2 separate regions of the Homo sapiens genome follow, and region 1 is linked to region 2. The links are chromatin contacts, found by Hi-C or POLR2A ChIA-PET in ENCODE. All regions are on one chromosome and are shown on one strand. The core of a region is the stretch at or near the end of the contact, and the rest is flanking DNA. Distances in the headings are between cores, read along the strand shown. Region 1 overlaps CUEDC1 (CUE domain containing 1). Region 2 overlaps SCPEP1 (serine carboxypeptidase 1).

Evidence for each region. Hi-C counts contacts between places; a loop is a spot of excess contacts on that map. ChIA-PET counts read pairs that join two places held with the same protein, here RNA polymerase II (POLR2A). Pooled maps may share reads with other maps.
Region 1: POLR2A ChIA-PET joins it to region 2 with 10 read pairs in IMR-90. The contact joins two enhancer-like sites. A Hi-C loop is called at or near these places in 2 of 168 maps with a recorded cell type or tissue (naive thymus-derived CD4-positive, alpha-beta T cell and sigmoid colon) and 7 of 50 pooled maps. POLR2A ChIA-PET finds 5 or more read pairs at or near these places in 4 of 52 experiments (HEK293, IMR-90, K562 and 1 more).

What each region holds. Positions count from the first base shown.
Region 1 is chr17:57,858,607-57,862,557 of GRCh38, forward strand. CUEDC1 (CUE domain containing 1) reads right to left here. Exons shown (of 11, transcript NM_001271875.2): 11 at 2,637-3,951. Among named protein-coding and RNA genes, the nearest start is that of MRPS23, 11 kb to the left of the region's middle. RefSeq lists enhancers at 1,755-2,605, 2,606-3,455, 3,456-3,951. Within about 2 kb of position 2,390, at least 25 of the 41 ENCODE cell types and tissues checked have a DNase peak (open chromatin) inside an H3K27ac peak, as active enhancers do.
Region 2 is chr17:56,980,988-56,985,093 of GRCh38, forward strand. SCPEP1 (serine carboxypeptidase 1) reads left to right here. Exons shown (of 13, transcript NM_021626.3): 2 at 95-243. Among named protein-coding and RNA genes, the nearest start is that of SCPEP1, 4.9 kb to the left of the region's middle. Within about 2 kb of position 1,549, at least 3 of the 41 ENCODE cell types and tissues checked have a DNase peak (open chromatin) inside an H3K27ac peak, as active enhancers do.

The DNA of each region.
Region 1 (3,951 bases), core at 1,140-3,639, 880 kb after region 2:
ATACTGATTTCATATAATTGTTGTGAAGGATTCGGTAAAGTACCCTAGGAGTGTGTGGCACACAATAAACACTCGATAAAGAGCTACCATCTTCATACCACACCTTGCCTGCCTCCTTCATTCTTCAGAGCAAATTCTCCTGTTTCCCCCCCAGACCCTATCTCCAACCAGTTGCTTCAAGAAAACAAAGGGAGAATTGAGACCCCAGCATGGTAATAACCAGGCAATTCTTGTGGGCACAGCGTTTTCCAGACCCATGATCGCCTTTTAAGTTGGGGCTGATCCCTGAGGACATCAAAGCATCATCAAGATAGGGAAGGGGCCCTGGCTGGACCAGACTTCAGATAGCCCAGCTCTGCATTTTTGCAGAGGATAAATCTGCAAGTATCGCCTTGTGGATACCAGGAGTTCAGCACTTGCAGATGAGCAAGCAATGTGAGGGTAGGTGGCTAAGGCAGTCATCTGGTCCAGCCTGTCCCTGCCCCTGGACCCATAGCCATCTTTAACCAGGCGTCAGCGGCTCCAGCAGAGGCTTCATCTCCTGCACTCCTTGTTAGACCTGGTAAGCATTCTCCCTCTCTTTCTCTCTCTGATTACAATCATCTCCAGTGTCATCTACACTAACAGGTAAAATGGTGTAAGGGTCTCAAACTTGCTGCATATTAGAAGCACCTGGGATTTTACAATCTGATTCTCAGGCTAAATCCCAAACCAATTAAATCAGAATCTCTGGGAATGAGACCCACACATCAGAAATGATTCTAACGTACAGCAAGTTTGAGAACCAGTGTTCTAGAGCAGTGTTTCTCTAGCTTTAATGTGCATAGAAGTCACCTGAAGAGCTTGTTAAAATGCGAATTCTGATCCAGTGAGGCTGGGGCAGAGCCTGAGATTCTTTTTCTAACAAGCTCCTAGGTAATAATGAATGTTGCTGGTCCATAGACCAAGCTGTGAGTGGTCAGATTGTGGAACTGTGGTTCTCAAATTTGAGCATGTATCAGAATGATCTGAAGGTCTTGTTAAAATGCACGCCAGTTTCCGATTCAGATCTGGAATGGGGCCTGATAATACGCATTCCTAACAAGTTCCCAGGGAATGGCGATGCTGCTGGTCCACAGGGCACACTTTGGGCAGCAGGGGTGTAGAGGAGGCAACACAAGTTTTGGAGTCAGGCAGCCCTCAGCCTCCTTTTCTGGCCTCATGACACTCTAGCTCTGTGATCTTGGATAAGTTACTTAACCTCTCTGAACTGTAATTATACTATCTGTAAAGTGATCGTTATTGGGCAAGATCAAATGAGCTAAAACACCTAACACATTGCCAAGTGGGCTGGTCCTCAAGCTTGACGGCAGATTTAATTACCTTGGGAGCTTTTTTTAAAAAACAAACAAAAAACCCATAGTTGATTTAATTGGTCTACGGTACTGAACATCAGGACGTTTTTTCTTTAATAGAGATGAGGTCTTGCTCTGTCACCCAGGCTGGAGTGCGGTGGCTCAATTATAGCTCACTGTAATGTCAAATTCCTGACCTCAAACAATCCTCCCACTTTGGCCTCCCAAAGTGCTGGGATTACAGGCATGAACCACAAGGGCGGGCCAGGATCTATTTTTTTAATTGAGACAGGGTCTTGCTCTGTCACCCAGGCTGGAGTGCAGTGGCATGATCACAGCTCACTGCAGCCTCGACCTCCTGGGCTCAAGCGATCCTCCCCCCTCACCCTCCCGTGTAGCTGGGATTACACATGTGTGCCACCAACCCAGCTATTTTTTTTTTTTTTTTTTTTTTGTAGAGATGTGGGGGGTTGGGGGATGGGTCTCACTTCGTTGCCCAGGCTGGTCTTGAACTCCTGGCCTCAAGCGATCCTGCTGCCTCGACCTGTCAAAGTGCTGGGATTCTAAGTGTAAGCCACTGAGCCTGGTCTTGGCCAGGATTTTTTTTAAAGCTACTCAAGTAATTCTGTGCAGCCAGTGCTAGGTACTGGCCTGGTACCATGGTTCCCAAACTGTGGTGTGCATCAGAATCACAGGTTGCTGGGCTGCACCCCCAGAGTTTCTGACTCAGTAGGTCTCGGATGGGACTGAGAATTGGCATTTGGAACAGCTTCCCAGGCAATGAATACCACGCAGAGAACCAGGGCTGGAGGATAATCCTGGTTTGCTCAGGACAGCTCATGTGGAGCGTCACCCTGTCCCAGGTGTGCCACTTTACAAGCCCCCCTGGGTCTGACTGGGAGTGGGGCCAGACCCTGATGGGTGGGGAGGCCCCTGCAGGAGTGCAGGAGGCACAGTTGTTGTCAGGGAAGAGAGAGGGTGAGGTCACTGAGCTGAAACATGGCATCAGGGGCAAGAGAGGCAGCCTTGGCAACAGTGACCCAGAGCCCAGGAGTAAGATGTGTGGTTGGAACCCCTAGGAGGCCGTTAGCTCAACACAAGGAAAAACTTCGACCTTGAGAACTGCCCTGTCTGGAAACGGCACCAGCTTCCTCTTCTGGCAGCGAGGGCCCTGTCCCTGTGGTGGAGGGCGGGGTAGTCCTGCTGAGCTGGAGGAGGAGGAGGAAGGAGAGATGTATCAACTGGGGCGATCTCTGAGTTCCCTTTGAAGTCTGAAATTGCACTTCCCTGCAACCTCCAGTCTGCCTTTAATCCAGAAGCTGTTTATTTAGGGAGGTGGCCGTCTGGAGCTTTCTCAACAGACTGGCTTTCCCCATGGTGTTTCCCTTGCCTGATACAGCAAGCGGTTTACAGTCCTGGGCCAAACAGGAAGGCGACAGCGCTAGACGCAGCCGGCAGGTCCGCAAGGTTGAGGTGCAGCGGTGCCGCAGGTGTCACCTCGAGAGTGCAGTCGGAGAGCGCCGCGGGTGAATGGGCCAGGCAAGGCAGGGGTACCCTAGGGATGCGACGCGGGGCTCCTGGGGACAAACCCTGCCCCAGGCCGGGAGGGAGGAGGGAGCAGGAGGGTCCAGCCCACGCCGCTGGCCACATCAGAGCACCAAGAGAACACCAACTGTTTATTACAGGAATTCCTATGAAACAGCTCCAAGAAAAAACCCACACATAGGAGGAAAAAAAATAACAAAGCAACACTCAACAGACATGGGGCTGGGGCTTCCCCCACAGTGCGCCGGGTCCTGGCGCGGGGAAGGCTCAGAGACCCGTCGAGAACTCGAGCTGGGGTACCGAGGCACTCCTCGGAGACCCCCCCCCCTCCCTCCAGGGCCCCAGGCCTGGCGCGGGGAGCAGCGGAGGGGGCGACCGCTCCTCGGCAGGGCCCCCCGAGCCAGCGTCCCGGCCCCGCGCGCGTTTCCAAACTTGGTCACGCTCGGCGGCGGCTGCGCGTCCCGGCCCTCCCCAAGCTCGGCGTTGCGAGTCCGGGCAGGGTGGGCGGGACGAGGTGCGATCGCCGGCTCGCCTTCGCTACGCCCTTGTGATCTTGGGGCCACGGAGGCCACCAGGGCCCGGCCAAGGATCGGATGCCACTCCCAACCTCCCAGAGCCGCGCCGAAGCCTCGTGCCTGCCCAGGCTTCCCGGCTCTCCGGAAGGTCTGCGCGCTCCCATGTCCAGGGCGGGGCCACGGGCTGGGCAGCCTCCCTCCCCGTGGCAGTGGTCAGTGCCGTGTAAGCGTTCCTAGAATCAGAGTTCTCCTCCTCAGATCACCCGCCCTTCTCAGGGGCACCCAGCAAGCCCTTATGCCCTAGGCGCTCACCCAGGCTGGCGGCCTTTCCGCCTTGCTCTTTAGCCCTGCACCTGCTCAAAGGGGTCACTCCAGGACCCACCGCTGCCCACCCTCGGACAGCAGGGCTTCCAGTCCAGCTGGGGAGTCAGAGCCCCTGTGAGCCCCTACTGTGGTGTGACTCCAGAACTGGCTTTTGTCTGCTGCCAAATTAAAGACCCTGCCTCCCCAGAGTCCTCCAGCTCCAGGGTGGCCACCCTCCCCATCCCTGCTGGGTG
Region 2 (4,106 bases), core at 299-2,798:
CATCTCTAGCCTAGCATGGCTGTCTCTACCAGGCTTGGAATTTACCTGTACATTAGGCACTCTTCTGGAGAGTGAAATTGAACTTCTGTTTCAGGAGCTGTCATTGACTGGCCCACAGAGGAGGGCAAGGAAGTATGGGATTATGTGACGGTCCGCAAGGATGCCTACATGTTCTGGTGGCTCTATTATGCCACCAACTCCTGCAAGAACTTCTCAGAACTGCCCCTGGTCATGTGGCTTCAGGTAAAGTAGCTTCCCAGCCTGGCCTGAGGTCAAAGCCAAGTCTCCTCTGTGTGGCTCTTTGCTTGCTTTTTGGGCTGATGTCTCAGCAGTGAAGGGCGGATTTGGTCCAGCAGTGTGACCTGGGGGTTCGGCGTGCTTCTGAGGTAGGCTGAGGCAATGGTATAGCCAAGGAGGCTAAATCAGAGGGCGAGGGGGTTCTAGCCTTTTGCCAGAGTCTCTTTATATTTCCAGACGGTCACAAGAAGGCTCACTGAAAACTCCTGATGATACATTTGAATACATAGTGATAGAAAGTGTTTTGAGGCCGGGCACAGTGGCTCATGTCTGTAATCCCAGAACTTTGGGAGGCCGAGGTGGGTGGATCATACGAGGCCAGGAGTTCGAGACCAGGCTGGCCGACATAGTGAAACGCTGTCTCTACTAAAAATATTTAATACAAAAATTATCCAGGCATGGTAGCACATACCTATAATCCCAGCTACTCAGATGGTTGAGGCATGAGAATTGCTTGGACCCGGGAGGCGGAGGTAGCAGTGAGCTGAGATCGTGCCACTGCGCTCCAGCCTGGGCGACAGAGCAAGACCCTATCTCAAAAGAAAAAAGAAAAGAAAGTGTTATGGAAGGTTCCAAAGCAAAGACCTGAGGTAGCCTGACCCTCCCTTCCTCTCCATACAATCCTTTCCTGAACCCTAACTTCTTACCCCCAGAAAACCTGATCTTTTGAAGGGACTGCTACAAGCCTTCTGCACCTTCGTGTGACTGTTGCGCCTTCCCCCTTTCCCTGAGTGTGTTTGCATTTTAACCTTGAGCTCTGATTGTAGGATGGAAGGCAGGGAGCTGGTTGAAAGATTTGTAGGGACAGGCAGAGGCTCTTTTCTGGCATTTCTGAAATATCTGTCCAGAGATGGCCCACCCCCACCCGGAAGACCACCCACCAGGGAGGAATTAAGGAACATGGTCTTGCCTCTGGAAAATGTAGGCATGGCCCAGCTGGAACCCTGGGCCCCTCATCAGTAAATAGGGACCCTGGTGCTCACCTCCATAGGATGCTACTGGGACGTCTTCCAACAATGCTGGTATTTATAAGCAGCCTCCCACCACCTGGGTTTTGCCTCCCAGGATGGTCGATGCAGACTTTCTGGTGAGATAGAGCGAAAATGAGCAGTTTTCAGGGAGGGGCCTTTCTCTTTTGGAATTATCACTTGTGCCACCTCTGAGGGCTAGAGCTGAGGCTCAGCCCCAGGTGCGGTTATGATAATGCAGAAAAAGAACCCTTGTATGTCAGCCTGGGGAGCCCTGTTCACCTCCGGTGGCTGGAGACAAAGGTGCGGCACAATTGGCAGGGAGAGCCAGGCCGTGGACAAGCTCAGGCCTGCCGTCAGGGGCCTCGGGTTTTCAGTGCCTACCTGCCACTTAGAGCCATGGCAAGATACTTCCTCCTCTGGGCCTTGGCTGTCTAATCTGGGAGATTTTGGTGGTTTTCAAACTTTTTGTTCATCAGCAGAACTTTTCTTTTTTTTTTTTACCCCCAAATGAAAGCTTACAAAGGGGAGACAAAGCAGACAAAAGCACAAGTGCTGAGGCTGAGGCTTCTCCTTTGAAGTTTATCAACTGAAGAGAATAAATTGCTCTTCACTTACCCAGAGACCCAAGAGAGAAGAAGAAAGATTATGCTTACAGAAGAAATAACTAATTTAGATGAAAAGGAGATCTATTTTAGCAGCCTACTGAGGACATGGTGCTGACTTCTCTCGGGGGAATCTTTGAGAATCGAAGTCATGTCTTCTGAGTGGGTTAGCAAACTATGTTAGGGACACTTTCAAGTCTTCGAAGCGTTTCACTTGGTCCACTGACACACTGACTGTGTCTCAGAGTTTCTGGATAGCCCTGGGCCATGCTAGCACCCTATCCCAAAGTTCTAGACAAAAAAGAGGTTTTACAATAGGATATATTCACGTAGAACAGAGGCTTCCTCCATCCAGCATCTCATTGCCTTTTGAGGAGAGGGGAATGAGGAGAGAGGAGAGGGAGAGGTCATCTTCTGCTGTCTCCCTGGCATACCAGAAGCAGAGGAGAACTGAGATTTCTCCCACAAAGACCCAACCCCTAGGATTTCCAGCTTTTCTCCTTTTGCTTTGATCCTACCTCATCCTAATAAGTCCATTAGGAAAAAGGAACCCAGCTTTCATTGGAGGGTAGATCCCTGGCTTTAATTTATTGCATATTGCATTATAAATATTTTTCAATGTTGCCACATCATTTTTCGTAGTTCATGATTCTAAGTGGCAGTGTAGCATTCCATGCAGTAGATGTGGTATGGTTGCCTAACCTGTTCCCCTATTTGGGGGACGTTTGAGTTGCACCCTTACTTCTGTTATTTTTAATAGGACTGCGGTTAACATCTTCATCTGGTTTGTGAACTTTTTACTGCTTAGGAAATCTTAAGATACAAAGGGCATATGATCAGGGGGATGTATAGCCTTCCAATTTTATCAGAGTTAGGTTGGTCCAGGTTCAAAACATTAGTGTTGTAAAGTCTTTCCCTTTTGGGGCCCTCTTGCCGTTGCTAGTTACCCTTTAGCCCTGACTCTATCTTGTCTTTTTTTTTTTTTTCTTTAGATTTCCCTACACAAATTGCCCTGGCTTTTGTTTTGCCCAAGGTATTCCCTTTCATCTTTTTTTTCTTTTTCTTTTTTGAGATGAGGTCTCGCTCTGTCACCCAGGCTGGAGTGCAGTGGCGCAGTCTCGGCTCACTGAAACCTCCACTTTTTGGGTTCAAGTGATTCTCGTGCCTCAGCCCCCCGAGTAGCTGGGACTACAGGCGCACGCACCACACCCGGCTAATTTCCTGTTCTTAGTAGACGCAAGGTTTCACCATGTTGGCCAGGGAGGACTTGAACTCCTCTCGAACTCCTGACTTCAAGTGATCTGCCTGCCTTGGCCTCCCAAAGTGCTGGGATTACAGGCGTGAGCCACCGCACCCGGTCCCCATTTCGTCTTTTCATATCTCCCTTTCCTACCCATCCTGCTAGTGCACAGAGAGGCCATATCCTTTTATTCTAGGTCCTCTGCCCTTTCCCTCGCCTCAGCTGACAGGGCCCTTCTCATAGACTCCCCACCTCAATTGGCCCCTGGATTTGTCCAGAAAAAGCACTGACCATCTTTTCCCCTGACCACCTCCCAAAGAGCCTCCTCTTGTCTCAATTAGAAAGCCCACCCAACCTGTCCTATTTGCCTCTTAGTTTCTTTTTTCTCTGAAGCCCTCAGAGCCCATAGAACTGCCCCCAACACCGAGCTGTGGTTCAGAATCCTGCCTTTCCCTCTCCCATGGATGCTCACAGTATCAAACTCTCCCTGCCCTGGGACTTTAGAAACTGCTGCATTATATCCACAGAATCTGCTTGATCAAACTGCTTCTAAGTCTGGGTCCCTTATCAATCCACAGGGACTCTGAAGAGTCTCCCATCTCCTGGGGAGAGGGTGATGGAGGAAGAGTCAGAAGGCCCAGTGTCTAGTCCGGTTAGAGCTCCTTCAGGTCAGCAAGGCCTACGGCAGGCCAAGGCTCCAGCTCAGAAAATCAGGAGGCAGCTGGGTGTGATGGCTCACACCTGTAATCCCAGCACTTTGGGAGGCTGAGGCGGGAGGATTGCTTGAGCCCAGGAGTTTGAGACCAGCCTGGGCAACATGGTGAAACCTCACCTCTACAAAAAATACAAAAATTAGCCGGGCTGGGCATGGTGGTGTGCGCCTATAGTTCCAACTACTTGAGGGGGCTGAGGCGGGAGGATCACTTGAACCCCAGAGGTAGAAGCTGTGGTGAGCCGAGATTGCACCACTGCACTCCAACCTGGGTGACAAAGTTA